Linked DNA regions of Mus musculus: region 2 is linked to region 1. Evidence: chromatin loops called from intact Hi-C (ENCODE). Cell type or tissue: heart. All regions are shown on one strand. Each heading gives the region's core, and the rest is flanking DNA. Links, peaks and the distances in the headings are about the cores only. Region 1 holds the start of Nav3 (neuron navigator 3). Region 2 has its middle 83 kb from the start of Nav3.

Region 1 (16,658 bases), core at 8,204-10,703:
AGCGGTGGATTACAGATTTCTACTTTGTTATATATAAGAGCCCAAGGAACTATATATTATAGAGGTTAACATCACCTTAAATATCAGTGTCATTTTGATTGTATCTAAATTTATTTTAACATATTTCATTATGAATAACTATAGACTTAGCCACCTCAAGTGTTCAGTTTATAACAACAAGATATGACACAAGTTCCTTTCATTCATTTTTGTTCTTCATTTTTTTGTTTGAAAAATTATACTGTATTATTTTACCAGGGAATGGATACTCTTGGGCCGTGATCTCTCTCATTCAGTGACCTATATTCTAATTAATACTACAACACTTTTAAACAAATGATTCCATAATTTGGGAAGGAGAAGTCCTTCCATGTAACCAATTAAAAAACTCCCTTGGGACATCAAATTCCTTATCCAGAAATAGGGACCAGTAATCCAGCAGAAAGCATTTCTTTCTTTTACAAAAACTGGAACAACAGTGGAAACTGAGAAACAAGAAGAGAACAGAGTGAAACTTGTCAATGATTAAGTCGGAATTCCTGGATGAATCCTTAACTTTTGCTACTTTCCTCTGGCAAAATCCAGTCTCCAAGAAGCCAGTGAAGGACAACATTGCTTTTGACAATTGCTTTCACACTGGTGTGAAGGAAAAAACAGAGATGCTGTAAGAATCAGATAAACTATACTGTAACCCAATGCTTCACAGTATCTCTGCTAATAAAGTAATCAGTCTGTACTTTGTGGTGATAATAATAAATTAGGTTTATATGTCTATCATCTATTATGCAGTAGATACTCAAAGTGTCAATTATCATCAGTTTTATACTATAAGTTGAAAAGTTCAAAATGTTTCAAACAAATCTGCATTCTTATGTAAAGAAAATGTTTTGTTTTTACAAGACTTATAGTGTGGGTAGTTGATAATGGGTCAACTAATTCAAACCTCTTCTTTTACTAATGTGACATTCTTGCTTGTGTTTGGGTTTGGCTCTGGGATAAAGATATCTATTTTCTTGCTCCCATGTCCTAGAGCTCCAGCCTTCTTCTAATGTGGATCTTCTCCTGCTTCATTTCATCACTGTGTTTCTAGAAGCTTACACATGTCAGCTTAGTAGTTCCCAATCTCTTCTCAGCCTGTACAGGGTAGGGTAGTCCCAACACCATCGCCACGGCTTCTCTTACCATCTTCCAGCGTGTCAAACCACATCTACCTTCTTCTATTTGTTATAATTGGCTAATCATCTTTCATTTTATAAAATATCACCTTATTTCATACACTGATGAACAGTAGTCTCTCTGAAATATTCTTTTTTTTTCTCATGTTTACTTGATCAGATAAAAGACATGGTTCAAATGTAATTTTCGATATAAGTGAATAGTAAGCCAATGCCCTGTTGTCCTAGCACTTTGTTAGCATTTTTCAGCAAACCTTTACATTAGATGCATATTAATAAATGTTGACCAAGTATGTACTTTCTTTTGATATATAATTATATAATTATAATTAAAATTCTTTAATCTGTGCAACAAGCTTGTGAGTTAGTTATTACTCTTATTTTAAAAAGACTACGACTCAGGTATAAATTGATTTGCCAACATCATTTTGCTAATAAATATGTAACATTCCAGAAAGACTATTGCTAACAGAATTCAGATGTCTGCTAACTTTGTGTTCTTTTCATACATTTCAGTGTTTGGAGATAATTCTGATTGCTATAGCTGGAGAATGACAATGATTTGGTATAACGGAATGAGGAAGAAATGCTAACAAATATTCCACAATTGGCAGAATACTACTTCTCCTACCTTTGCAACAAACCCAAGCAGATCCCAATACCATTAATAGTAAGCTATTTAAATTCCTGGTCCAAAGAATTAACTGGAGTGGAAAACAATGAGCATACTCGAGAGAAATAGGATAAGGGAGGAGACACGATCAGGAAATAGAATGAAAGAAAAAAAGAGTTGCCTTTCAAAAGTGTATCACTCTGGGTATGTACCTCAGTGCATAGAGAGCAAAGCCTAGTATATCAGGAGTTCCAGCTAAATTCCCAGCTCCCCATAAGTGGGGGAGTGATGTCAGCAGCACAGGCCTATAACCCCAAATCCTCCAGATGTGACAGCTTGAGGGATCCGAACAGTTCCATCAGGACCTCTCCTTCTTGTCTCACTTCAGTTTTAGATGACATAAAGGCTGAATTACTTATGTTCTTTGAACTGGGCATAACTCTATGTCCTTGGGGGCCTAATACAATGTTCTCTTAATTATACTCCATATAGAATGTTACAAATTGAATATGGTAGCTGATGGTGTTATAACATGCCAAAGTGTTAAAACCCTGCTCAAAAATTAATGATATATCTATTGACTTCATGTGTCTATAAATAACACATTTAGTAGATGTTTTTTCAATAAAGGAAAGATGGCTTTGATACCAAAGAGAAACAATGTAACCTATTGGCAAACTGCCAAAAAATACTTGAAAAATGTCAACACAACAGACTGAGTCATATAAAGAACGTAGGAAGATTCAGCACATGTGACGGATATGACTTTTAATATAATTTTGTAGTTTAGCTAATGAGATGAAACACGTAAGGGCTTTTTAAATAACACAAAACAAAACGATAGGCCACCATTTCAGACTGTCAATGATTTTACAAGGACAATAAATGGATTACAATGAAAAAATGACTCTCCAGCCTGTAGAGAAAATGTTCAAATGTAAGCATTATTTCCACATTTTTCATTCCAGTTCTACCAACAAGACACAAGCCAATTAAAGCATCCGTAACATCTTAGCTGACAAAAGAGCTGTAACTACGAAAAGGAATGATGATGATTCTATAAACACAAATAAGAGAATGTACAAGCATAGCTTACCTAGGGGACTGCAGGCTGATCCGCAGCTGCAGGGCAGGCCAGCTCTAAAAATGCTGGCCCATGAGCAAGCCCACAGGAGCGCTGACAGCCCTCAGCACTGGCTGGGAACCTTTGCAAAGGGAAACAGCTGGAAGCCAGAGCCAGGATCTACTCAGTTGACATCTGCTGCTCTATGTCTATCTGGGGGCTACTTTTATTCATTTCTGTTTCTCATATAATCCAGTAGAGGCTATGTGTCTACTTAATCTTCTTCTCCTGATGGTTCGATATACTTAGACATAGACAAGGATTTATTTACAATTCATAGCAATGGTGTTTAATATCTGAAATATATGAAAATTTTCTACATGAACACCAAGGCTCTAGATACCCTCCCCCCCTCCCGCGGGCACATCTTTCTATCATCAAAAGTCTTCATTGTTAGTTAGTTAGTTAAGAATTAACATTTTCCACAACTGCAAACTCTTATTTTGAACCTGTTTTCTGCCATAATCTATCATTGAAAACCTGGTCAGTATCTTTACCGTTCCAAACCTCAGTTTCTTCACGTGCAAAAATAGGACAATAGTAGTGTCTACATCATCTAGCCAGTGAGAACACTAAGTAGGATGCCCGGTGAAGCACCTGGTTCGCTACCTAGCCTGTTGCAATTATAGATGATGCTCATTAGCATCAGTTCCCCTCAGCAATGACTTATCTAAATGTCCTGACCATGACCATTGGTTCCAATTGTCATGTAAGTGCCTTCTCCGTGGCTACTTAATGAGCTCACTATCCACTGATGTCATCCTGCTACTTTCTCCAGATACTACTGTCACTTTACCCACTAAACATTTTGCAACACTATTTCATTAAAAACTGCTTTCCCCCTCTGTACCCCAGTCCTACCTGCCCAGCACATAAACAACAACTTTTGAATCCTTTTGGAATTATCCATTCATATAAGATTTCTCTTATAAATCCACAAAACAAATTTTTCATTAGTAATACATATACATTTATATATCATATATTACTATATGTTATATATTAGTTATATATATATTTAAATATGAATAATATATTTATTACCAGTATATTAGTATGACATATACTAATAAAATATATTATTCATATATAAGTATATAATATACAAAATGTAATATACAATATACAATATATAATATATAGTCAGGACACTGAGGCAAGAGGCCTGCTATGATTCCCATACCAGCCTGGTATACACAATGGGTTATAGGTTATCAAAGGCTACAGAGTTAGGCCTTACCTCAAAAACAAAACAAAATCTAGGAAATAAGTAAAAATCGTACTTTGAAAAGAAGGAAATGTTCAAAGTATTATTTACATATAACATAAATAGAATATATATATGAATATGTACGTACTAAACCTGAAACTAGAGTGCCTCATCATAAGCAATTCATTTGACTGTCTTTTGTCTTAAGTATTAGACTAACTCCTTTCTAAACACATGAGGATGAAATGATTCCTCCTAAGCCATCCTTGAACTCACTGAGTAGGAACACTGAGAAAGTGATTCCTATTAGCATGGACTAAAGAACTAAACTTTCTCACATTGCTCTAGATCTTCTCAAAAGCACGTACGTTCTCTGTCATTTTACTTCCATCATGTGCACTTTTTAAAGCATTCCTTTGGCATTTGGAATGAGTTGTAAAGGTTGAGTGGTATTTGTATCATATGGTAAACCCAGAAAAGGTACGGAAATTATTTTGTGGAGAGACTGGCAGGTATAGGAAACAAAAGGTTTCTTTCTGAAATCTATCCTCAATCATCTCAAGGAAAGGCTCTAAATCAACAGTAACATCTTGGTACTGGTTTAGGGAAGAAGCCAGTAAGAGTTGAAAAGCAATGAGAGGGGTTAGAACATTCAGATTAAGTAAAAAAAAGTCTGAAAAAAGTACATCAAAGGAAAATATCAGCCCTTGACATTTTTATGGCACATTTTCCAACTCCACGTGATATATGTATATATATATATTTTTCAAAATATGAAGCACAAATGAAATCTAATAATTAAGAAAAGAGAGGCCATGAACTTGAGAGAGGACATGTGGTATATATGGGAGGGATTGGAGCAAGGAAAAGAAAGGGGGAAAATAATGTAGTTATGATAATTTCAAAACCTAAAATCAAGCAGCATCATCATCATTGTTATTATTATTATTTACAAAACTAATATGATTTCTTTAAAGATAGGAGAATTAAGCAGTCTTTTTTTCTTTTTTATTAAGGCATTTTTTATTAGACATTTTCTTCATTTACATTGCAAATTCTATCCCCAAAGCCCCCTATACCCTCCCACTGCCCTGCTCCCCAACCTACCCACTCCCTCTTCTTGGTCCTGGCATTCCTCTGTTCTGGGACATATATCTTCTCAAGACCAAGAGCCTTTCCTCCCATTGATGGCCAACTAGGCCATCCTCTGCTACATATGCAGCTAAAGACACGAGCTCGGGGGGGGGGGGGTAACTGGTTAGTTAATATCATTGTTCCTCCTATAGGGTTGCAGACCCCTTTAGCTCCTTGGGTACTTTCTCTAGCTCTAGGCCCTGTATTCCATCCAATAGATGACTGTGAGCATCAGTGCTAGACACACAGGAAGAAGACTACAGACAGGAAAGGGAAGCTGGATGGAGTTACAGGAACAGGAGGAAGGCTAGCATTCCTGAATAAAGAAATTGTAAGGCAGGGGAAAGACACTTTTGAATGCTTGATTAAGCTGCATGGAAGATGTGTTCAGTGGGTGATGGCAAAGAGACATGGGAGGGAAAGAATTTAAAATAATTTAATAACTAACAGAAAATAAATACCCAAGGGTAAGTCTACGTAGACAGGGAAAAATTCTAAATAAGAAGTGAAATAAAATCTTTAACCTCTTGCAAGACATGGGATAGGAAAGAGTAATGTGAATTATCAGACAAAGGCATCAGGGTTCAAGACTGGATGACTTGATCAGCAGCATCTATTTTAATGCAAAACAAAACAAGGGTGGAGAATTTGGGACTGAGGACTTTACTGACATGGTAAGAGATTTGTTCTCTCAAATCAGATTACAGAACTGTTTGGGGCAATGAGTAGCTGCATATTCCACATAAATGCTTTTTTAATGACAGCCATTTATTGTGGTTGCTATCCAGGATTTGCTTCTCTTAGAAATGGAACCCGTAATTTTTCGATGGGCACATAGCTGTTTAGAAGAAAGGCTGCATTTTGCAGTTTCTTCCACAGCTAGATAAGGTTTTAGAACTCTAAGAAAACCAATGGGATGCCATAAACCTTAATAAAATGGGGTTTGTCTTTTTCCTAGAATGGAACGCCATAATCCACTGAAGACAGAAGGTTTGGAGCCACTAATGGAAGGGGATAGACAAAATGGAGAGGTCCCAGCTTTCTGACATGGCCTTAGCTTCACTGCATATATCTTCAGATTTCACCACTTGAGTGAGAAACAGTCTTTCTGTTTCCCAATTGTAATGTGATATTGAATTTCCTGCTGTATTCAACCAAGTCTAACTCTGCTTAATATATCTACCTTGATCATTTCTGCTATTTTCCCTTGCTCTTTAATTCAAAATATTTTAAATATATTCCTTTATAGCACATGGAAGTACTTTAATATGCTGCAGAAGCATTCTCTATATTTGTTTGAAACTTCCTTCTTAAATCTGATAAGAGGCATAGTAAAATTATTCCCACAAGCATAATTATTCCTATAGCGCTTCATGCCATGGAGTTTAAGTGAAATATCAGATGCTGGGATTGGAGAGATGGCTCAGTGGTTAGGAGCACTGGCTCCTCTTTCAAGGGATCTGGAATCAAGTCCCAGAACCAACATGGCAGTTTACAACTCTGTAGTCCCAGTTCCAGAGGATCTGCCACCCTCACACAGATATACATGGAGGCAGAACACCAATGCACACAAAACAAAACAAGAAAAAGAAATATCAGATGCTTGGTTAAGACTTGTTGACCAAAGTGATTTACTCAAATTCTACTGAAAAAAAAAAAGTAGCCAAGTCTTAAATTAAGGCCTTTTAGCAAAGTAGAAGTTTGAGCAAACATACAAGGTAACAATCATGTTCCACAGGGAAATTTCTACCTATCTATGCACTTATATACCATCTATTAATATTTGTCTAGTTATTTATCATCTATCTACATCTAGTTATCTATCACCTATCTACATCTAGTTATCTATCACCTATCTACATCTAGTTATCTATCATATATCTAACTATCATCAATCTACCTTACCTAGTTTATATTTTCACTAGATGGAATAGTAATATTATATATTATGTATATAATTAACCATGGAATGACAAAATAGATTCTGTAGCTATTTCTTTGGACCAAAAAAAAAAAAATCACAATCAAGTAAAATAGGTACTATCCAAAGATTTTTATAGAGAAGGGGACATCTTGGCCAAGTTTAAAAACTTGAACAGAGGAAGATAATTCAAAAGATATGCTAGATAAAATGACTACCTGTCTTTTGCAATTATAGTCTTAATTTGTCCATATAAAACACTCTCGATTACTGTTTTAGCTTACACTTGCATGTAAGCAAGAAAAATATCATTATCTCCTAGTAAGTCAGAGATGAGATGATGAACCTAGAAAGCCTTACAAAGCTGGAAGCTATGTGTAATGCTACACTGCAAGTGATACTTAAGAAGGTTTAGAGCAGTGGGTCTCAACCTTCCTAGAGCTGGGACCCTTTAAGATAGTGTGTGATGCTGTGGTTACCTGCAACCATAAAATCAAGCCCTGAAAGGGGTCGCCACCCACAGGTTGAGAAACTCTGCCTTAGATGACTCTTCAGTAAAAAGTTTCTCCTGCAGGGCCACATGAGCACTCTGCCACTGGAGCAAACATTTGAAGAAGGCTCAGTACCCAAGAGCTCACAAAATACCAGAAAGTAAGTTAAAAAAAAAAAAAAAAAGAAAGAGAGAGAGAGAGAGAGAGAGAGAGAGAGAGAGAGAGAGAGAGAGAAAAGAAAACCCATGTCAGCAATAAGTAAAACGGCAGCGTTTCAATTTGTAAACAGAAATCCTGGCAAATGTGTAGTAAGAGGGACAATACTTCATTTTTTTCTGTCCACATTACAATAAAATAAGCAGCTAGCACTCAAACATTCAAATCCTGCAGATGATGTTTGGAGAAAATAGAGGACACGCACAAGGGATTTGACAGAGATTTCCTTTTAAAGGTAATGTATATGGGAGTGGACTCCCATTTGTTTATACCTGTGAATGTCACCAATGGAGCAGTATCTAGGAGTAACTATATTAATAAGTAATTACTTGTTCCATTAATAAGAATACTGGCTATCCTATACAGATATTCAGAATTTTCTTCATGACTTTTCCAACTATCCACTAAAATACAGTTTACACATTCAGTCCTCAGTCTCACATAAATCTGCCCCCTCCTTATAGCAGAGTTCCTCTAAGTATCACCATCTCCCAAAGTTCATGGTGCAACTGACAAGAAGTTTCTCTGTGTGGTTTTTTTAAAGTCTACAGTAACCTTTGGCTACTAACCTTGCTGTCTTCGATCTCCTTGGCTGTTCCCTGCAGGGCTTTCTTCTCTCCAAACTCACAGGTTGATTTTAATGTGAGCTGGCACGAAAGCATTGAGCGCTCCGGTGTAGCAAATTCCAGAGGTCTCGAGGAACAGCGCCGTGACACACTGATGCCAAGATTCGGTATCGGAAGAGCAGCGTGAACAGGCTTTGGCCCAACAGCTGGCTGTCTCAGTTTTGAGGCAACCCCAAGGACAGGCATGGCTTCTATAAAAGTATCTTTTTGTTGCCAAAGAAAATGCTCTTAACCTCAGTCTGGTAGACTCCAGCTTTAGTATTTTCAGAAGAAAGAAAGAAAAAAAACTACTAAGCAAAACTAGCAGTCATCTGGAGGAGAAAGAAAAAGAAAGAAAGAAAGAGAGAGAGAGAGAGAGAGAGAGAGAGAGAGAGAGAGAGAGAGAGAGAGAGAAAGAAAGAAAGAAAGAAAGAAAGAAAGAAAGAAAGAAAGAAAGAAAGAAAGAAAGAAAGAAAAACTCACACATACAGTAACTTTCAAACTAAGTTTCAGGAAGAGATAAACTTTTTTCTCATCTGAGAATCTGTCTTGCTAGTTCAGATTCTCTCTTCTCTCTCTCTCTCTCTCTCTCTCTCTCTCTCTCTCTCTCTCTCTCTCTCTCTCCCTCCCTCCCTCCCTCCCTCCCTCTCTCCTGTTCAGCAAGTTAGTGTCTGCAAAATAAATTCTACAAAGCCATTTCTGAAGGATTATAGAGTTCCTCACTTTGTTTTCTTCTCCCTACACCAGCAGCAGCCTGAGATTGGTCTTTGAAAGGAGAGAGGTCAGGGTGGGGGGAGGAGGGAACAAAGGAAAATCCCTTCAGTCCAGTTTCAGCCTAGTTGTCAAAGAAGCCAAAAGACCACAATAGTGGATGGCTAAGAGTTCTTCCTGACTTCAGAAATAACCAGCCTGCATTCTCTTCCTAAAGCAAAAAAAAAAAAAAAAAAAAAAAAAAAAGCAGGTCACTGTCCAAAACAAACAGCTGTTGGAAGAACTTTTAGCCCGGAAACAATTTCAGCAATGAAGCTGTTTGTCTAATTTCCAGCTATTTTTCACTCTTGACAGCCAGGAGCCACGGTGTTCATTCTGCTCCATCCCATGAAATCAGGCTAAACTGGAGAAACAGGACAGCCAGCTAAAGCAGCTGAAGCCTTCCGCAGACCTTGCCTGCTTATGTTACAAACTGCAGTAAACACAGGAAGCCAGGCATTAGATGCATGGTGATTTCTAAATGTAATGATGGCGTTCCCATTCCCAGGACAGCCATGTCCCACACAGCAGTTATGGGGCTAAGCATATTAGATGTTAGTGCAAGTAACCGCTGGAATCACATGGAATGCACACACTTAGGGTCAATACTTTGTAAAAATGTGGCAGAATAGAGACTGGCAGCAATATATATATATATCAAGAGTAAATAAAAGAAGCTATTTTGCAGAAAACTCAATAATCTTCCTAAACCTGGGGCATGTGGGACAAAACCAAGTTCAAAGTGGAGAGGTCAGCATCTTTAAACGTCCTCCCTGGGTTCCTTCCTCGGCTCACTAGACCACTCTTTTATTTATTTATTTATTTATTTATTTATTTATTTATTTATTATTAGATATTTTCTTTATATACATTTCAAATGCTATCCCGAAAGTTCCCTATACTCTCACTCTACCCTGTTCCCCTACCCACCCACTCCCACTTCTTGGCCCTGGCGTTCCCCTGTACTGAGGCATACAAAGTTTGCAAGACCAAGGGGTCTCTCTTCCCAGTGATGGCTGACTAGTCCTTCTTCTGCTATATATGCAGCTAGAGACACAGGCTCTGGGGGTACTGCTTAGTTCATATTGTTGTCCCACCTATAGGGTTGCAGACCCCTTCAGCTCCTTGTGTGCTTTCTCTAGCTTCTCCATTGGGGGCCCTGTGTTTCATCTTATAGATGACTGTGAGCATCCACTTCTGTATTTGCCAGGCACTGGCATAGCTTCATAGGAGACAGCTATAACAGGGTCCCTTCAGCAAAATCTCTCGAGATTCTTTCTTAATAAGAAACAACTATTTCCATATGTAATAATTTATCTCTGTTAGAATCCTTTGCTCTGGGACTAAAGAGTCTGGGCTCAGGAGCCTTCCGAATTTAGATCATCCTCAGTTTCTTAAATCTAAGCAGGACTTTCCTAAACACTTCGGCATTTCTCTCTTACTAACCTCTATGCTTGTCTTACAATTCACAACGTCTTCTTCATCTCCTGTCTTTTTTGTGGTTGTTGGAATTTTCAGCTTGAGTGTCTGGTTGTTTCACCTTCACACTTAAAAAAAAAAACAGTCTTCGAACTTCCTTCTGCATCTGTTTTATTGGTGAGACTAAGAAGTCAAAACAGGAACCACAATTTCTCTGATAACAAAAAAGAATTTTGATTGAGATATACTCAGGCATTAAACTGAATGTTATGAAGGCAGAGAGAGAGAGAGAGAGAGAGAGAGAGAGAGAGAGAGAGAGAGAGAGAGAGAGAGAGAGAGAGTTTAAACAATAGCTTCCCAAGCTTTAGCTCCACCTAAAGTTTTACATTTTTAAAAAAGTTTCTGAATCTCCACTCAATTCTGCTGATCCAGTTTGTAAAAACCTCTCTTTTGCAATCATGTCAGATTCTATTCTGGCTAAATAGAAGCAAGGAGGAGTGCTAGTCAGGCATACATCTTTGTCCTGAAATACAAAGTGTCCACAGGAAATCTCCCATTAGTTAGTAAAGCAGCATGTGTGTGTTACCGTATTGGGATTTTACTAGGAGTTTCTACCAATAAAATGAACTTTATTTTGTATCTTTTGTGTTTCTACTGAACAACTCCTTTTGTGCAATTAAATTTACAGAAAACTTCATACGTGCATATTATACATATATATAATATACATACCCACAGCTTCTTTCTCCTCTCACCACTACCAAGCACCCCACACACACACACACCGCCTTTCCCTACAACTTACCACATTCACCTGTTTCTAGGGACTTGGGCTTCTTTCTTTGTTCCTTTCTTATTACTGAGTTTAATCAGGGACTGTGGTACTCATTAGCTGGTACTGAAGGCAATAACTTTTCTCTCCTAGAATCTTTCAACAGCCAAGAGTTGAACAGTGAGAGATACGGCTTCCTTAGTTTCTTCCTAATCCATGTCTAACCTTTGAGGCATCCATCCATCATGTCAGGATAGGCAACTGAAGCTATTATGATTTCATGATAGCAATGTCTGCATTGTGCCTAAAAGATAGCATCTTGCAACTGTTTCTCTCTCTCTCTGTCTCCCTGTCTGTCTCTGTCTGTCTATCTGTGTCTCACTCTCTCTCTCTCTCCTTCTCTTTTTCTCTCTCTGCCTCTCCCCAACCCCCTGCCGCATCCCGCTCTTATATTCCCTTTCACACTGTACCCTTGGCCTCTGAACAGTGGTATGAATGTCATGCTTAGGCATGCTGCTTCATCTACCTCTTATTTTAGTATTTTGTTGCACAAGTTTCTGCATTCACTGTCATTCGCTGCTAAGAGAAACATCTTGGCTAAGACAGAGGCTATCATTTATCTATAGATATATCTTATGATCTCTCCAGCCTTGATTTTTTTTTTTTACTGTAGGTACATACCAGGCATAAATTTCCTCCTGTTTAAGGCCCTGAATTCAATCAGAGAGCAGTTGGTTATCTCCATAACACTTATGCAGCTACTGTACTGGTAGACATAGCTTGCCTGAGAAGTTAGTCTTGTATTTGTAGAGCCAACACCTGAGCTAGTTCTCTGATGCCCCTTTTCTCCCAGAATATTACATTGCAACCTCAGCAACTAAGAAATTATCCAGTATGGAGGACATACATTTCTAGCTTAGTTTGTTTCATTCTTCTGTGTGTGCAACCAAGATGTGAGATGCTTTCTAAGCAGAGGGACCTAGTTCTCATAGGCAACTACAAGCATAATAGCAAGAACCTGTTTTCTTTTGGTGTCTCTGGGGCCTCCCTAACCAACAATGTATATGGAGCTTCCCTGAATTTGGGATTGAGATTTTTGTCTAGGAACCTGCTGCTTCTAGAAGCAGCACTATCTAGCAATAAAGGGTTTATCCCTTTAAACTAGACTCTTTAAATTCTATTTTTGATTAATATACAAAGGACTACATTTTCATATGAGTTTTGAATACCATCCTTCATTTGACTACTCTATTTGCAGTGGCAAAAAATAGTGGAGTGAAACTACATGCCAATCAATTAATGAACTGGTAATGATATATATATGTATATGTATGTGTATGTATATAATATGATATATATATATTAAAGTGTGATATAAATATTTACTATATATCATATTACATACACACAGACATATATATATTATAAAATGATTATTTATCTGTAAAGAAATGAAATTATGAAATTTATGAAATTTCAGGCAAATAAATAGAAGTAGAAAAATAACTGTGAGGTAAAACAGGGAGAAAAGCAACACATACTTTCTCTCATATGTGGATGTGGATCCTGACTTCAAATATTTGAATTTTTGGTGTCTTATTTGGAACATATATGGAAACCAGGTACCTGGCAAAAGGTCATTGGTATTTAACTTAAGGGAGAAAGGAATAGAATACAGGTGGTATGAAAGAGAAAGGAATTCTGGGGGCAGTGAGGATGGGAGAAAGGATGTATGATTGAAAAAATATGGGGGAGGGTAACTCTTCAAAAATGATTAAAGATAGATTGTATTTTTGTATGTTTCACTTATTTAGAAAACAGATATTCTATTTATCAAATATAATCAAGATTGAAATTATATAAAGTTTGAGGAGAAATAATCCATATGCTTAAAACAAATGCATTCTTGAATGTGATTAAGTAGCATAATCATGCTTGTGTTAGGATGACACTAAATGAGGCTCTATGGTAAATTAATGGCACTCTTAATTGAAGGCTTAGTATAATACACAATCCTGCTATATACTTAGACAACTCATTGACTTTCTACTAAATGATATTTTTGCTTACTCTTTTTAACATCATAAATTGTTATTTTTAAGGGAAAAATAATCTACATTTGAAAGATTCAGTGGTAAAGTAAAACGCATACGTACTTGCTGGTACAGCATAGAAGAAATATGAATACCATGCTGAACACCAGTCAGAATTCTTGAACCATCTTTTACAAGGTAAATCAGTTCGGTGGGCTTTGCAAAATGGGAGAATGAAAATCAAACCCTCACAAGCTGTGATCTAGTCATGAAATGAACTCTATGAGAAAGTACTTCAGAATTTACAAAATATTCAACACACTGTAAATTCTGGAAAACTAATGCGTTACTGAGCTAAAGTTTGTTCATTGTCCCATGATGATTTTAAAGTGATATAGAAGAAATGTACTTTCTAAAATCCTTACATTGAAAGCAAGATAGCCCAACTAAAATAAAAATGCTTGTGGGGGAAATTATTCTAGGAATTATCACTCAAAATATATACAATTGTTACAGCAAATCACCAGCAAATGTAATATTGGTACCTTGGAAGATAATTTAGACCACCCAACAATGGAGAGTTGTGTAGAACTACTTAAAAAATAATTGAGTAGAAAAGCTGGCAAGACTTTAATTACAAAATGGTGGGAGAAATTCAGTGGGAAGGCAGACTCTGAGCCAATAGCTTTCCTTTGAAATATGAAAAGAGACTCACAAATATATAAAATTTGAAAGGAAATAAAGGTGCACGTGAAGCCAGGCAAGATTAAAACACAGGGACTTTGGTTTGTGGTTCTTAGTCTTCTTTTATAAATAGTCTTGAATTGACTCCCAATTCCTGTTGAGCACAAAGCATTCAAGATAAGAGATTTGTTTTCCCACAAAAGATTCTCCTCTTGACCTAGAATAGATTATAGGAACAATATGGATGGCTTTATGTGGCTTCACAGAGCTATGGGATGTCTACATTTAGCCTTTGTAATTAACATATTTATCAATATACAAGAACCTTAGAACTAGAACACACTGGCACTCTTAAGAATAATTAAAATGGAAAATAAAGGTGTGTATATTTTTTTAACATAATCAAAGCACCTATGCTATGTGAACATGAGAATTCTCTGAAGCAGTCTTTCTTGGAGACTTGTGCAATTATTCAGGTTGGTAACACTTGGTATATCCTCTATTAGCTTTTTGCTTTAAAGGATCTTTGCCATACTAGACAATCATATTTCATTGTGACTAAAATGTGAAGTTGAAAAGTGTAGCCACTGTCAACTGACTCTATCCCACAACATCCACCACCAAAATTAACTTTTAGGAAATCTAGTGTGTGTCTGGACTTGTCATCTCACTCCAGCCTAAAGAATTCCATTACTCTAAGAACTAGAGGGGAAAAGTCACTTGGATCCAGTTGTATTGGCACATTCATGTAGTCTTATCACATGCAAGGTCCCAGCTACACATAATGGAAAGGATAGTTTCCACTACATTAGACCTTCTCTTCAAATCCCCAAACATCAAGAAGTTAATGAACTAAAGTGATATGTACTCAGATGGCACACTGCAAAGTTCAAGATGACTTTTCTGCAATTCAGTTCAACAACCCATCACCTGGATGGAATGCCTGCTAAAACTCTATCAGACTTGACCTAATCTTCCAGAGTAAGAGTTATAATGGTAATTAAAATTTCTGATAATCATATTTTCTTTATAGAATTTAAGATGTATAGTTTACCGGATTTATCATTTGATAGCTGTGGAAATCTTTTCTTAAGCTTAACCTCTCATCATCAGATATCTATTGAATTACTTAGGAGATCTAAGAATTTGGAGGTAGGCAGATACCTATTTTATGAAATAAAAAATGTGCTAAATAAGGCTTGTAGTGAGAAAGTAGAAAGATAAAACATATACATTTTTAGAACAGCACATGGAATCCCTATTCCCTAGATACCAGTATCATCTCACGAGAATTAGTCTCTTGAGTTATGCTGCAACACTTTAACGCAGTTCCTCATGGTGTGGTGACCACTAACTATAAAATTATAATCCATGATACTTTATAACTATAATTTTCCTACTGATATGAGTTGTAATGTAAATATCTGGGTTTTCTGATGGGCTTAGACAATCCTTGTGAAAGGGTTATTTGACACCACTCCCCCAAAATAGGTCATGGCCAAAGGTTGAGAACCACTGAATTACCAGGTGGAGGTCAAGGGGCACAATACAACCAGGGTCATTGCCATTAGCTTTAAAACACTGAACACAAATGCCGAAGCATGAAATGTCCAGTGATATACACTCCTGCTCAGCTTCTCCCGGTCATATGTTGTGACAGGAAATTAGCAGGGGCTACTGGCACACCTAAAGTCAACCTTTCCAGAAGGAAAGAATCCCACTGGGCTATACCTTAATGCCAATGGTCATTTTAAAGGACAAAATTTCATGACAAATTGAAAACCATCTACATTAGAAGAAATGGCACAGAGGGTGAAAGACCCTATTTTAAATGTGTCATAAGGGACAAATTATATTTGAATCAACATAGAATCGCAATGCTAATTCGAACATGGTAATAAAATCCAATTGTCCTAATGAAATAATTCAGTGTGAGCAGCCCAATCAGCCAGAATAAGATTATGTCCCACCTCCTTTGAATTTCTCCCCAACCAGGCAGCAGCTGAAGCTCACACAAAAATCAGACATCTGAGGGGAAATGGAACACCGAAAAGCATTGAGCTTGTGCTATACTTGTGTTATATTTGAAGATAGTGCAAACTAAGATACTCCTAAGTTATAGTTTTGAAGCAAGGGTAAGGAAGATTTACTGACAGGCTAAAATATAATCCACAGGGATAAAAGATACAATAATAAAGTGCTTAACTGATTTTTTTTTTTTTTTGCAAATGAACACAATGCCTGAGAGAACTGGAAACCATCTACATGCACTCTATGGCCATATATACTCTGCTACTGATCTAGTTAATTGATCAAATAAAACCCACCAAATTCAGAAGGCCCCTTAGCTATAAACAGTAATGAAAAGCAAATGTACTAAGGTTTGGAACCACATTGTATATGGATAGTCCTAGGAGATGTGCCTTCCTCTTGCCAAGTCAAAAATACACACAGATGGAGCTGGGTCAAGTACTTTATTCAAACAAAATCACTTGGGTAATTTGGCTGATAA
Region 2 (16,658 bases), core at 9,054-11,553, 84 kb after region 1:
AAGATCCCTAGACAAGCTGACTAGCTAAACTATCAAAAAGGCAAAATAAGAGTCAGCAAGAGACCTTGCCTCAATAAATAAAACTGGAGAGATGTTAAGACACTTGGCATCCACCTTGAGGCTCCACCCACCTGTGTATCCTCACACATGAAAACACACCTACATACCCAAAAGGCAAAAAGTCTCTATGCAAAATCTCTGGACATTACATCTCCTGAGTACCTTTACTGTCTCTTTCCTTCCTTCTAACCATCTAGCTAGAGGAGTTGTGTTTACGCCCTTCCTTCTTTATAATCTGCTCTCAAGGTTTCCTTTCATTCTCTACACCAAAAACAAAACAGGAAAGGGAAAAGAAAGAATAAAGAGACAAAACCAGACCAGTAACACTTAGTACTTTTTGAAGAGTTTGGTCCTGAGGGAAGGCTAATCATCTCCATCCTTGGGACTGCTCACTGTCCCCTTAGCTTCATGAAACCATTCTTTGCTGTTTCCCATGGAACTCTGCACACTCCAGGATACCTACCTTCTGTGGTCTTTGCTTCCAACCCCCATTTCCATGTAACCTTTCCCTGCAAACATAACTACAGTATTTCCTCTTCCTGACTCTGCTACATCTGTCAGGTGACCACTGGCAATGTTTTGGAACCCTGCAGTATCTTCTCCGGGTGATCATAACAAGTTATCTTCATAGGTGATCCACACAAGTGAAACACAGACTCATATATCCACACCGACTTCCTCCACGTTTCTCTGAGACTTTAAACCAAATACAACATTTTTCTGCAAGGAAGTTCTCACAACACACAGAATCAGGATCTCTCAAGCTAAACTCACATTAAAAAAAAAAAAATCTCCCAGTGACTAAACCACCAACCAAAGAGTACACATGGAGGGATCCATGGCTCTAGCTGCATATGTAGCAGAGGATGGCCTTATTGGACATTAAAGGGAGAAGAATCCCTTGGTCCTATGAAGGCTCAATGCCCCAGTGTAGGGGAATGCCAGGGCCAGGGAGCAGGAGTGGGTGTGTTGGTGAGCAGGGCGAGGGTAGAGGGGATAGGATGTTATCGGAGGGGAAACCAGGAAAGGGGATAACATTTGAAATGTAAATAAAGAAAATATCTAATTAAGAAAAAAACCCAAAGAATTAAAATACATAAAATAAAATAAAATAAAATAAAATAAAATCTCCCCAAATTCTATTTCTCCTGCTGTCTCCATTATTGCAAATGGTGCTTCATCTCTGCTTACCCAGCCCCAAATACAGGAATGGAGGCCCTTTCCCTCTTCCACACTTCCACCAAGTAACATTAAGTTACCTCCTTAATGTCTCTCATATCTGTCCTTCCCCCTCACTGGTGACACTTTAAATATTCACTAATAGCAGTCTTATACACTTTCTCACCATTCTATCCATATTTTGTGGTTCTGCTTATTTTTATACTATTGCTAGAGAACCCTTTATAAAACAAGCCCCCAAACAATCACACTGGTTCCCCAATTCAGTGACTCCTTCTAATGCTCAAGCTAGAGTCTTAATGTCTTCCACACAAGCCCATTCTCCATCTATTTTCTCTTGTCTGAAGGCCCTTCCTCTGCAGGAATGCTCTCTCGCTGAGTCCAACTCTCCTGAAGTTTAGCTTATGTGCATCTCGCATCTCCACTCCACTTCCATCTGTTCTTCATTATATTTCAGCATCCCAACATGGTGAACCTTCTCTGGCAAACCTCACCAACCCAACTATATCAAGGGTAACTTGGGAGAGCAAAAGACACTAATAATCCCCGATAAAGAAGTCATAGCTGAGGAGAGACACCAGGCTTTTTGCTGTGGTTCCCAATCCACACGTTACAATTTTAGGAGTCTGACTTTTGTGGTTTCATTCCTCTTCGCTTTGTTTTCAAACTCTTCCCTGTCTGCTGACTCATACTCTATCTCCCATAAGCCAATTCTGACTTCTCCCACAGGAAAACACTCTTACCCTCATGCTGACAGCAGGGTGGGTCTCTCTGTACTTCCGTCTGGCCTTGATGGCTTCATTCTGACTGCAATTGTGCTACATTTGTAGTTTCTGCGTGCTCAGCATTTAGCTACTTTTTTTTTTTTAATGAAAACATCATTTTGTATTCAAAATACTACCTGGCACATTTTAAAGTACAACAATGCTGTAAAGATTTCACAAGAGCAGCACAGCAGTCTCTTCAACAGGTTCACTTCACAGTTCATTTCTCTGTTTCTTTCTTAATTTTTCTCTGATGGACCAACGCTAACCACATTCTTCCCTTCATTTGCAAGTTCTGCACTCTCTTAATTTCTTGTCATGGGAGAGCAGGTTCTTCTTTCTCTCCTAGTTTTGCTTTCCTTCCCTTGAAATATTTCTCCAACCACAGTGTGAACAGAAATTAACAAGAAATTACAGTAACCAGTCAAATCAGTGTTTGGCCTCAGACTACAGATAATTTGCTTTCTTGCATTAATGACTGAAATAGAGATCATTGTCACTTCTAAAGAAGCACACTCTTTCAAATGTTGTCACCTCTCCTGGTTTCCCCTCCGAATACCCCCTATCCCTTTCCCATTCTCCCTGCTCACCAACCCACCCACTCCTGCTTCCTGACCCTGGCATTCCCTTACACTGTGACCTCAAGCCTTCACAGGACCAAGGGCCTCTCCTCCCATTGATAACTGACTAGGCCATCCTCTGCTCCATATGCAGCTGGAGCCATGAGCCCCACCATGTGTTTTCTTTGGTTGGTGGTTTAGTCCCAGGGAGCTCTGGGGGTACTGGTTAGTTCATATTGTTGTTCCTCCTATGGGGCTGCAAACCCCTTCAGCTCCTTGGTTACTTTCTCTAGCTCCTTTACTGGGGACCCTGTGCTTCGACCAATGGATGGCTGTGAGTGTCCACTTCTGTATTTGTCAAGCACTGGTAGAGCCTCTCAGGAGACAGCTATATCAAGCTCCTATCTGCAAACCCTTGTTGGCAAGAAAGTAACTAATATAAACCAATCAATCAATCAATAAACTTTTTAGGTAATTTTATATTTATAGAAATCATACATGAAACATTATTTCATAGTCTCACATCTAGCATTTAGTGAGTTGGATCAATTGTCTGTAAACAACTGTTACCAATCCTGAAAATCCAAGTTTGAGTCTTAGAACCTACTATATTTAAGGAGGAAAAGAAGAAGAAGAAGAAGAAGAAGAAGAAGAAGAAGAAGAAGAAGAAGAAGAAGAAGAAGAAGAAGAAGAGGAGGAGGAGGAGGAAGAGGAGGAGGAGGAGGAGGGGGAGGGGGAGGGGGAGGAGGAGAAGGAGAAGGAGGGGGAGAAGGAGAAGGAGAAGGAGAAGGAGAAGGAGAAGGAGAAGGAGAAGGAGAAGGAGAAGGAGAAGGAGAAGGAGAAGGAGAAAAGGAGAAGAACCATCTTCTGCCACATTCCCACCACAGATTCACAGAGAAATCTCTCTTAGAGCATCTATAACCAAGTGTTAACTGAATTTCTTTTTCCTCTAAAAGATCCTCCTTAGAACTTTTTCTCCTTCCACAGGCAGAGCTTGTTGACCTAGGACCAAAATTGTCTTCAATTTTTCTGGAAATCACTCATCCCCTCTTCTGGGCTGAATCTCCTAATTTCTGGTCTAACACTGCTTTCAATATCACATTTTCTGTTGCTTTAGTGGACCTTAGGTGACTGACTGGCATGGAAAAAGAAAAGGGTGACCTTGTATTTTCTCCTGTAAGGCTTTTAACATTTCCTTTGTTGTCACTACTGTCACTGAGAAGTTAATTTCAGGCTCTGGGTTGAAGATTGCTCTTCTGTCCTTTTTGTGTGCTTACACTCTACTGACTGTTGGAGGATGTTGTTTTGTCTCATGTTATTTTATTTTTTTAATTTCTATAGAAGTACTTCCATTAGGAGTATTTTTCTTTATCCTGAGCATTCAATACTTTGAATGTTATGGTAGTAATGACGTAAGCAGTGATGGTATTATTCTGTCTGTGTGTCCCTGCCTTTCATTGCACATATCATTCGATCAATAATTTCACTTGGACACCTTGACAGAGTAAGTTTTAATTCTTCCTCATTCATTTCCTTTTCTTTTAAATATAATAAGATAAAATGAAAACTAACACCTCCAAATCGGACAAAACAAACAAACAGAAGGAAAAGAACCCAAGAGAAGGCACAAGAATTAGAGATCCACTAAGCCACAATGATAAGCTGAGGACCTGGTGCAGACCCCTGCAGGCCTTGTGCATGTTGCCTCTGTATCTGTGACTTCATATGAGCTTTGGTCACATTGATGGAGAGAGCCTTATTTTCTTGGTGTCCTTCATCTCCTTGGGCTCATGTACTCTTTCTACTTCCTCTTCTATGAGGTGCCCTGAGCCCTGAGGGTAGGGATTTGATGGAGACATCCCTTATAGGATGGAACACAGGGCCCCCAATGGGGGAGCTAGAGAAAGTACCCCAGGAGCTGAAGGGGTTTACAACCATATAGGTGGAACAACAATATGAACTACCTAGTACCCCCTGGAGCTCATGTCTCTAGCTGCATATGTATCAAAAGATGGCCTAGTCAGCCATCATTGAGAAGAGAGGCCCCTAGGTCTTACAAACTTTATATGCCCCAGTATAGGGGATCGCCAGGGCCAAGAAGGGGAGTGGGTGGGTAGAGGAGCAGGGCAGGGGGAGGGTATAGGGAATTTTCGGGATAGTATTTGATATGTAAATAAAGAAAATATCTAATAAAATAAAATTTAAAAAAGTTTGGGATATGTAGTAATATGAATAATCTGTTTGTTACAATGAGACACAGTAAATAGATTTCACAGTCTGATTCATAGAGTAAAACATGGCTTTATGGGATTTATAGTTTTATGTCATGGAATGAATGGATAAAGCCTGTTTATTAATTATTTTTTTAACTAGCTTTAAGGTAAAAAATCTATGTGTTTCTTGTACCTCATATCAAGACTTCTGAGAAAGAAAGCAAACATGCTTCGTTCTAGGGAGCATAATGCTAAAAGGCAACATCTTAGCACCTGAACAATCTATGTGCTTCTTTTAAAATCTACATCACCAGTTGATGATCATATTTTAAGATCACCACTACACCTGAAATCTTGAAGTCTAGAATTCTTCTGGTCCACTTATGTCAGAATCTAAGAGATAACATTCCCACAGTTGTGACCTGGGAGACTAACCTTCCATTTAGAATTGAAGTTATTTCTTGTCCACTTTCCCAACAAATTTTTGCCTCCAATTTCTGTGCTATCCCAGAGTCCCCAGAGAAGGACAAGCTTATTTTTCTGACATGTCCTTCTTTGGGCTGTTGCAAGCTTTATATTATCTATTAATTATACATTTTTCATATTTAAGTATGAATACATCATAGACCTTACTCACATCCATTGCATGTCTCCCTTACAAAGTTTAGCTCATTGCTAACATTTGAGTAGGATTTGGGAGGTATTTAAGTACCATGTTTAAGTATCTTTTCTTTCTGAGAATTGTGAAATCAGGGTCTCTTCCATTCTAGACTTTGAAGTTGCAGTAGGAAGGATAAATAATGGCATTATCCACATTCAGATCAAGCCAGTGACTGAAATCTATGTATCTATGTATCTATCTATGTATCTATCTATGTATCTATCTATGTATCATGTATCTATCTATCTATCTATCTATCTATCTATCTACCATCCATCTATCTACCCATCTATTTATATCTATCTATCTATCTATCTATCTATCTATCTACCTATCTATCTCTATCTATCTATCTATCTATCTATCTATGTCTACCTATATGTATGATAAGCTTTGTGTCAACATATACAATTATTTTCTGAGCATTGCTTCTAAAGTTGAATTTGTTTTCTCTGTTACCTTCAAACTATTACTTCCTTCATCTTTATTGTGAAAATCAGAATATAAACATGGGCAATTCTGTCTATCTCTTATTCTTTCCACACAGAAACAAAATTAAGGAAGTGTGACAAAAGTAATTTTTCCTGGGTCTCCCTCCCACCTGTCTTTGGTGATAAAGCTTACTATATGTCACTGATTTCATCTGTGCTATTGAAGAAACCCCTGTTTTTTACCTGTAGCTTATGCTTCCTATACTGTTCCACCTATGGAATGTTTTATATAAAACTTGACTCCCACTCCCTGCTCAAAATGAAAAGGAAAGTGCCACACTAATCAGAATACTTTTTTTGATCAGAATCTGTAAACCTTCTCACACAAGCTCAGACACTATAGACTACATTACCTAACTGGTGAGCTGTCAGCTTGCCTCAGTGGGGCTTCAGTGAGTCTCGGATCTGACTTTATGGACATGTCTCTTTTAGCCTTTTCTTTGCTTTCTTCAGAACACTAGGTTCATGCACTACCACTGAATATGTGTCTAAGAACAAAGTCCAGCCATTTTAAGTGCTTATCCCATGAACTTTGTCAGTCCAAAGAATGTTTATACCCTTGGTCTAATCTGCTTAAATCTAAACAAACACTTGCATTGGCCTATCTGGTTCTTTTTCTACCTTCATGCCCATGGGTAAGGAGAAGACTGATAGGATGATGTGCTAGAATGAATGGGGGTGAAGTAACACAGCCTGGAAGAGTGTAACTAGAGTTCTTAAGTTAATAGATGCCTGCCATGTAACCTAGACTGCCTGGACTAGCATCCTAACTGTAACCTCGATACACTGATCTCAGAGCTTTTGTAGTCTCAGGTATAAAAGTCAGGTAATGGGAAAATGATGTCACTGACTTTGTAACTATAAAAAATGTTATAACACTTCATAGTAAGTGCTAGATAAATATATGACATGAATAAACAACATGAACTCTTCCTGTTAAGACATACCGCTGCAGCTGACCTTTGGCGATCAGTTCAGGGACCCAGGGTGGGAGGAGCAATGCATGTTTCCATCCCTCTTAGTCCTTTCCTGAGCTGTTCCTATGAAATGAGTTTCCTAATTTTGTCTGCTTATATCAGATAGCTTTCCTTCCCACAACCTCAATTTGACACACTACATGATACATGATGCCCAAAGCAGTCAAATATTTATATAAGACAATTTGGATAGCTCTGCTAAGGGTCAAAACTGGAACCAAACTTTCACTTTCTCTCTTGATGTCACTCCTCTGGGCATTTTATATAAAGATTCTTGCAGACAAAGCACCAGTTAGGCCCAGCTGCTTGAGCCTTTACTATACTGTGAGGCTGAATATTTGATTCTTCATGGTGCAGTATATTCAAACCTGAACTTTATGTTACAACTACCATAGAATCTCCTCTTCCTATAATAGTTCTAGTAAACATGATCAATCATCAAGGCCACTCACTAAATGCCTACTGCACACACATGATGAGCTAAGTTCTGATATCTAGCATATATGTAAAATATCAGGCATGATGGTGCATATCTACAACCGCAACCCTGAGGAAAATGGCAAAATGAGTGAGGAAGGGGAACCCATGAGTTATCGCTCCCGCCCACCTAACCGTGATCAGAGACCTAATGTCTCAGAGAGGTACTGTGCTTCAGGAAGTTGGACGGAGCTTAGATTAGCACAGAGTGCATAATGCAAAAGCATGAGGAACAGAGCTTAGATCCCTGTCTTAGTCAGGGTTTCTATTCCTGCACAAACATCATGACCAAGAAGCAAGTTGGGGAGGAAAGGATTTATTCGGCTTACACTTCCATACTGCTGTTCATTACCAAGGAAGTCAGGACTGGAACTCAAGCAGGTCAGAAAGCAGGAGCCGATGCAGAGGCCATGGAGGGATGTTCTTTACTGGCTTGCTTCTCCTGGCTTGCTCAGCCTGCTCTCTTATAGAACCCAAGACTACCAGCCCAGAGATGGTCCCACCCACAAGGGGCCTTTCCCCCTTGATCACTAATTGAGAAAATGCCTTACAGTTGGATCTCATGGAGGCATTTCCTCAACTGAAGCTCCTTTCTCTGTGATAACCCCAGCTGTGTCAAGTTGACACAAAACTAGCCAGTACAATCCCCAAATCCATGCAAGAGCTGGGCATGCCGATGCACACTGTAACTGCAGCCATGGAGGAGGGGTGCAGAGATGGACATATAGTCCAGCTACCATAGCTAGCCAGAGGTTCAGGGACAGAGGCTGTTTTTTTCAAATTATAGAGAGTTATGGAAGAAAATACTTGAAGGCTCTGTATTTCTCCAACATGTGAACAGATGAACGAATTGTCTTTATATGAGAACTTCTTTTGGCTTCCCTCCCTGCTTCCCTGCTCCTACAATGGATTGGGTTTCTTATTCTGATTCGGGTGAGATGTTACTTTACCAGGAAAAGCATGCCCAACTCTTCATACAAGAATAATGCTTAGTATTATGTTGAAATCTGCTTTTTGTTTTCATGCCCAAGGAAAATACTTATTAATTTATTCTCTTATCCATTCCTTGGTTTTACTTCTCCTTTATCTATACCTTGTTCCAATGGTAGAGGAACTCCTATTTATGAAAAATAGCCCAATCATTGCAGAGTACCTATCATAAATTTAGCACACATAAATATCTTTGAATAGATACGCTATTTGGCATTAAGATAGAGGATAATTATGACAAGCACCTGCTCTATAGTAAACTTCAAATGGCTGTTTAAAAAGATAACCAGTTAAGGCTACAAGCATAAGAAAATGCACAGCACAACCATGGGCTAAAAACAAACATGTGTATACACATTATGATTCAACTATGAAAATGAATTGAAAGCATGAATGCATCAGAAAAAATTGCTCACGCCCAAGTGACCATGTTCCAATCCTAGAAGGACATCTGTAGTTTCTAGAGATGTCTAAGTAGGTCCATTTTGATCTAGTGAAATCTATTTTAGGGCTCTGACCCTCAGAACTGAAATAGAGATACCTTTTCTTCAAGGCTCCTTCATGTAGTATTTTGTTACAGCAACAACAGGCAAAAGACACAGGAGAATACATCCATGTAGGACAGCTTACATGCATTTCCTTTTAAAATTCTACATGGATTCACGGGCAAGAATCCCATAACTGCCATTTTATGCTTACATCTTTGCTTCTCAGCAGAGCTCATAGAACAAGACTGCTATGTTTCTCCTTAGTACTGAGATAGATAGATAGATAGATAGATGATAGATAGATAGATAGATAGATAGATAGATAGATAGATAGATGATAGATAATAGATGATAGATAGATAGATAGATGATAGATAGATAGATAGATAGATAGATGATAGATAATAGATGATAGATAGATAGATAGATAGATAGATGATAGATAATAGATGATAGATGATAGATGAGAGATAGATGGATAGATAGATGATAGATAATAGATTGATAGATGATAGATGGATAGATAGATAGATGGATAGATAGATGGATGGATAGATAGATGATAGATAGATAGATGATTGATAGATTAATAAATAGGTAGATGATAGGTAGATAATTAGATAGATGATAGATGAATAGACAGATAGATAATGGATAGATAATATATAGATAGATGATACATTGATAGATGATAGATGATAGAAAGATAATGGATATATAATAGATATATAGATAGATAGGGTGGTAGATTTTCACAGTGAAAAATGGAGTCTCGAAAAATATTTTCTTTTATACCTTATTATAGCAATAACAAAAACATTTAAATGTACTTGATTTTGGGATCTACAGATTCTGTTGTATTTCTTAAATGGTGTTAATGGGGTAAGGCCTTCAAAAGAGAAGTATGTATTGACAGAGGTTCCTACATGTGTATTAAACATGTGTGTGTGTGTGTAGCAGTTGTGTACATGTGTGCAGGTGTGGATGCCAATATGTGCACAGTAGCAAGAGATGGCTGCTGGCTGTTCTTTCTTATTACTCTCTACCTTAGTCCTGTGAGACAGAGTCTCTCACTGGACCTGGTGCAAGGCCAGCAGCCAGAAGCCTCCAAACCCCCTCCTGCCCCATACAGTCCTGAGGGTACGTGTACCATGCCTGACTTTGTAAATGGGTGCTAGGATCCTAACTCAGCCTCTCATGCTTTCAGAGCAAGCAGTATAACCCTCAGAGCCAACCAGTGCCACGTCTAGATACTTACTTCTTGAAATTTGTAAGAGAACAGTGTTTATTTTAGATACTTACTAAAAAGATTATAAAATGTATTCATACTCTTTCTGAAGTCACATAGCATTCTAGCTCATCCGTCTACTTAAGGAGTGTAAATCCATGTATAATGATTGAAATATAAATTAGTAGCATACACAGGCTTTATTTATAGAAGTAACATAAATAAGAACTTCTCAGTACAAACCAACACCCCCCTCCCCATGACATGTACATACACTTAAATAATTCATGTTATCTCTAGTAATTTTCTGGTGAGTGGGGATTAGATTTTTGTTTTCATTTCTTCAAAGGATCAAATTTCAGTGATATCTAACAGAGAAGGGATCACCAAAAGCAAATAGGAAGAACACAACAGAACAAAAAACCAAGGGCAAATCTCCACACAGAGGCTTGCAAAGAGCACAAATTGCTTTCGTTTCCCTCTCGCGCTCCCTTGTGGCCATGTTGTGTATTGCTGAATCCTGCAAATGAAAATTACAACAAACCCCTCCTGGCATTTGAGATTTTATTTAATATGTAAACATCGTAAATATATTTAACCTCTCTACCTCCCCAATTATGAATGTTCAATACAAGCGTACTCCATAATCCAATTCATAGTTCCTTCCAGGACTGAGCATCTCTGAGTTAATTTAACTTCACAAACACTTTCCTTAGAGTTTCACAGGCACTATATACAACATGCCATCTTACCAGAATTATCTGAAAGATGAAATTTTGAGAGAAATAGACATCACTCTCCATCTTTATGTTGAGAACACTATATTTAACATCTGTGATATCTATCTAACTTTCCCGCCATCTTATATGTATATCAAGAAGTGTAACATATTTGCACGCGCGCGCACACACACACACACACACACACACACACACAAACTGAATGAGAGAACACACACAAACTGAATGAGAGAAGTATTCTGTCCATTTAGTGGTTAAAGAGAAGGGATAGTTTGTTAGGCAACTAGGAAACTCAAGAGACAAGGACTCAAATGCACATTCAATTTCAAAGAATAAATGAATGAGAGCATGTGTGTGTGTGTGTGTGTGTGTGTTGGTAAAGCATATGCAGCAAGGTCAAACATTTGGGATTTCAACAGAAGAAAGTCAAGTATTCACTGTATGAGCCACAGAAACAGAAGTGAAACTGGCAGAAAATCACAGCAATATTTGTGCCAGTGGTCAGGACTGCCAGGGAGTCCAGTTGAGAGTGTGTGGGAATCCACAAGGGGCACTGTCTCTTCGCATGACCCTACTTCATGTATAGTCAGAATTGACTGCTTGTTTGGGTTAGAAACACCTGGATGAGTGACAGGCTCCTCTGGGTGTGTCTGGAATGTCATTCCCAGAGACAAACCCATCCTGAAGCCTCTGATCTGATGCGTGGATCCACACACGGATAGAGTCACACTATGCCTGTGTTATTTGAGAGTTGGTGAAAGGTAGGAAGTATGTGTTTCCGTAGGGGAAGTAGGTCATGGAGCAGGTTGACTTAGAAGCTAAACTTTACCCTGGCCTCTTTCTGTATTCTTTCCCCTGCTTCTTCGCTACCATGGTGTAAAATGATAGTTTGTACATTTTGCCCATAGTAAATTACTGCTCTGAAACTGTGAACCCAGATGAGTCTTTGCTCTCTCCAGTCACTAGGTCTAGTATCTGGTCGCAGGAGTGCAAAAGCCTGACTAATATACCCCTTCTATACTTTCATGATCATTAACCAACCAAGAATTTATAATTTGGCTTTGCACCTGGATTTCCCGCTGGGAGAAGATATGTCAGCCAGAATATTCAAGCCATCCACAGCATCTGTCTTGATTTGAAGTTTATTTGTATGAGTGGGAAGAAGTCATGTCCATTTTGTTGAACACTGACATTTTAATAGGTACCAGAGTGCTGGGCACATAGTAGAACATTCTAAACATCTGCTCAGCTCTGTTGGTCTCAACAGCCTGCCAGCCTCCTTAAGCAACAGCTCAGCACAACCCATTCGCGAGTCAATTTCTCTTTTATTTTTCAATACCACTGAATGTAAAACTCAGCTGGCATAGTTACACAGAACTGAAAGGTCACCTGGCGTATGGTTTTGTTTATTGATAGTTACTTCAGTAAGAGGTGGGGCTAACTAATAGGAAACCAAGTGGAGGCCCAGCACAACAAGACATTTAACACACCACAGCATCTCCCAGAAGCCAGCAGTAACAACATCACTCACACATCTGGATCTTACCACTCTGCCCTGTGTCTTGCATAGAATGGGCAGTCGACCAATTATTTGTTGAAGAGTAGGGAATGCTGTTGCTCCTTCCCTAGGTGGAGAAACTGGGTGTATTTTAAAGAGTTCATCATAAAGTAGGAAGTATTGGAAGCAGGGTTGATCAGAAAGTCTGTACACATTTACCTATACCTTATCTTACTGAAGCTGTGTGCCAAGGATGAATGGCAAAGCGTAAAGACAATAACACAATTATTTTCAAATCCAGAGAGCTAACTTTAATGAATAAGATTTTGGCTAGAAAATTATTATCTCCAAACACATTTTCAAGGCACAGAAGGAAATTTCTATCAGCAATGCCACGCTATAAATATTTGGCCTAATCCAAGTTCACTTCAGATTATTCCTTTAATTGAAACTATTTCCCTATATAAACAAACGAAAAGAACAGCCTGGACTTTCTTCAAAACAATCTATACAGTCAATGACCCATATAATAACATTATTAAACAAAATTTCCTTCAGACTTTAGCAGAATTATTTTTCCCAAAATACCACAATGTATGTGTAATCAGAATACTTCCTTCTTTTAAAAAATGTTTTACAGTTAGCTTTATATTAAAAGTTATAGCTGTCAGTGGAAGAGGATGTGCCTCATTCTGCAGTGACTTGATGTCCCAGGGAGCCTAGCATCACTGTCTCCTGAGAGGCTTCATCCAGCAGCTGATGGAAACCACAGCCAAACACTAGGCTGAGCTCCAGAGTCTTGTGGAAGTGTAGGGAAGAGAACTGAGAGAGCAGGAAGAGTCAGGGACACCACAAGAGCCCTACAGAGCCCTACTAACCAGGGCCTGTGGGAGCTCACAGAGACCAAACCACCAACCAAAGACCATGTAGAGCCTGGACCTAGACCCCGCTTCATATTTGTAACAGATGTACAGCTTGGTCTTAATTTGGACCCCCTAACAACTGGGGTGGGAGCTGCCTCTGACTCATTTGCCTCCCAGTGGATCCCCTTCCCCTACCTGGTCTGCCTGGTTGGGCCTCAGTGAAGGAAAATACTCTTATTCCTCCTGTGATTTGATGTCCCAGTGAAGGGTGAGACCCAATGTGGCTTCCCCTTTGTTGAGAAGTATGGCTAAGAGGGATTTGTAAGGGTGGGGCTGGGAGGAGAGGGAGGAGGCTGTGACCAGGTTGTTAAGTCGATAAATGAATAAATAAATAAGTAAATATATAAATAGAAAAAAGCCAATAAAAAGTTACAGCTGAACATAATTATTGGCATAATGTTTGCACAGAATTATCAGCATTCTTCTACCTGATGCTTTAACACTCAACATAAGTCTACACTTTTCTTGGAAATTACAAGTACATTTATTACAAGAACACTCCATTCTTTTTTTGTTTTCCTGAACAAAGGGTAATTAAAATTCCTCTTAAACAACATATGTTAGTCACATCACAGTACACAGTGCAGCCCAAATGCAGCTGAATTCGTTTTCATGTTTTCCCTTGTCTGTAGAAACGCACTCCTACAATCAAACAAAAGAATAAACAAGAATGAGCATCATGTTGAAGAGTTGTCCGGGAGCTTCATTGTTGCCCTTCTTCAATGAAAACATTTGTGCAGCAGAAAACTGAGACAGGATGCCAGCCTTTCAACACACAAAGCACAAGCCTGGTGATGGCTGAGAGCATGACGTCATAATTCCTGGAGGTGCATGATGTCATCATTCCTGGAGGTATATTGGCCTCCTGTTTCTTACAAAAGAAAAGCCCAAACAGCCAATGTTTTCCAGGCCTGGTTAGAGCTCTTTCTCTGGGATGAGAAGAGTCCACAAAGGGACTTTCCTCAATCCATAAGCGAGGGGCTTTTAAGAAGATACACATGTGTATCACCTCTCACAAGTTTGGGAACAGTCTTGCATAGCTTTGAATTTCTCCAGGAAATCTGCAGTGTCAATCCCCACATCTCTGAGAATGGGTGAGGACTTTACGGCATTTTAAAAGTCTCAGAGTTTGGACTAATAGCTTCATTGTTTTAACATGCAGGATAAACGGAAACAGTGGTTTAGAAAAGAAAGACATAACTAAAGATGATTCTCTTCATCTGTGATTGTTCTGTGATGTTTTATCCCTTAGAAATATCTGGTATAAATGTAAATGCAAAATATCTACACAAATAATTGAATTTTAAGATTTCAGCATATCAGAAAGGAAAGTTTATATGAGTTAAAGTATAGAGCATACAGCAAAAATTTAAATATTAAACTCAAGTTTCATTACTCTGTTAAACAGAGGAAAGAAAGGATAGAAAAATTAAGCAACATTACTTTGCAGGAAATTAGTTTGCAAAAAACCAACATCCATATTTTCAGGACATATTTAGCAGCCATTACATGTAATCACTGCTCTGAATTTAGACTTTCCCTCCTCACAGTAAACCTACAAGGGTCCCGATGAACAGCTTGCCATCATCTACATCTACAAACACAAGGGCAGCATCGGAGCAATTAGATGCCTGAGCCCCAACAGCATACAGTAGGACTCTCAGTCTGGATTTGGATACTGCTCCTCCCATGTAATGCCGTTTGCTTCTCATATTACCCAAACCAACACCAACACAAACCAAGAAAAAGTCAATCTACGAGCTTATGCAGCAGGTAGTTCTGAGAGTCAAAGCTAAGGCACAAGCATGTGGGCCTGAATTCAGATCCCAGCATCCATGGAAGATACCCGGTGTGAGTGTGCATCCTTAACCCAACACTGCAGTTAGCACCAACAGGTAGACTGATGAAACTTGCTGATCAACCTAGCTGTGGATGTAGTGACAGGCCCTGTCTCAAAGGATTAAGGAATGATGGCTAGTGCAGGACACCCGTGGTCCTCCTCTAGGCTCTGCATACAACACAAGGGCACACCCACCCCCAGAGCCATGTCTGCACACATTATACACAGGTATACAACACCCAGGTGAATACACATACTCCCTTTTTCACACATACACACACACACACACAGAGAGAGAGAGAGAGAGAGAGAGTGTGAGAGAGAGAGAGAGAGAGAGAGAGTATCTTAGAAGAGATTCACATCATAGCGTATCACCAAGCTTTTCAAATTAAGAACTGATGTGTAAAACATCTCTGTTAGCAGCTGAAGAAGAGGGAAAGAAAATAGATTAATGTCAACATGCTGAGGTAGAAACTCTGAGCCTCTGTGCCCCCCTTCAATAGCACTGATTCAACAATATCAAGGAACAATTCCCTTTGTGAGAAATCCGGAATTCATTTATGAGGCTTCTCTACCATAGTGAAGCTGAAACTAGCTTAAGTGTAGCAGGGAGGAAAGTCTTAGCTGGGGTTTCTCTCCCGACTTGACAGAATAACTAGGAGAAAACTCCCAGCTCCATTCAGGGACAGGGAAAGGGAGAAGCATGGGGTTTGCAGCCAGTATTCTGGACTCGGGAAAAAGGGCCGATAGCATCAGTACTGCCTTATCCCCTACAGTTCAATGACAGGATACACACTGGGCCTTTGACAACAGAGAAGTAATAGACAGCTATAGGAAGCTTGCAAACAAACAAACAAACAAAAACATCAACAAAAATGGCAGTGCCTCAAACAGGCCAATCCTTGTAGATAAGGATTTACACCCTTATGCCTAAGGAAGATACACCAATGGGAGAGATTCGAGAGAGTCTCAGAAGTCTTCTGATCAAAAAGTAATCTCAAACTTCTAGCTGGGTGTGATGGTACATGCCTGTAATTCCAGCGCTTAGGTGAGGCAGGAGAATTAACATGATTGAGGTATCCTAAGATTCATAGAAAAACCTTTCTCCAGTAAACTTCTCTCACTCACTCAAACAAGCAAAAACAAAACAAATTGGGAGAGATACCCAGTGTTTTCATTTAAGCTGATGACAAAGCAACCAAGCAAAGCATGTAAAGAAATCAGGAAACATATCCCTACATTAGAAAAGTACAATGTAATTCACAGTTATTGAACAGATGGAAAAATATTGATAAGCCTATAAATCAAGAAACAAAGGCTAAAACTCAAACAGCATAATTGACATGATAAGTATATAGATGTTTCATAGTTTATGATGACTGTATTTCCCAAATACCTACTACACAAGTCAAAAACATAATTCATGCACTTAACTTACCTGCAATGGTTAGTGCTGATCTACAAACAGGACTAGATTGAAAGGCACCTAGAGATGTACTTAAAGCACATTTCTAAGTGTGTCCTGAGGCGACTGGATCACTGAATGGGGTTGGAGGTTTGTAACTAAAT

Evidence for each region. Peaks named below come from ENCODE experiments on the same cell type or tissue, not always from the same donor. Only the 100,000 strongest peaks of a DNase experiment are listed, where the experiment ranks them.
Region 2: a loop joins it to region 1, with 3.0 times the contacts of the local background. A loop is called at or near these places in 3 of 42 quality-filtered maps.

Annotation. Positions count from the first base shown.
Region 1 is chr10:109,991,525-110,008,182 of GRCm38, forward strand. Nav3 (neuron navigator 3) reads right to left here and starts at 8,866. Exons shown (of 38, transcript NM_001368815.1): 1 at 8,453-8,866. The coding sequence starts at 8,695. In heart, for the core only: no CTCF peak of the experiment used is centred there; DNase peaks (open chromatin) are centred at 9,327 and 9,617.
Region 2 is chr10:110,074,798-110,091,455 of GRCm38, forward strand. It overlaps a transcript of Nav3 not described here. Among named protein-coding and RNA genes, the nearest start is that of Nav3, 83 kb to the left of the region's middle. In heart, for the core only: a CTCF peak has its summit at 10,593 (motif pointing left); no DNase peak of the experiment used is centred there.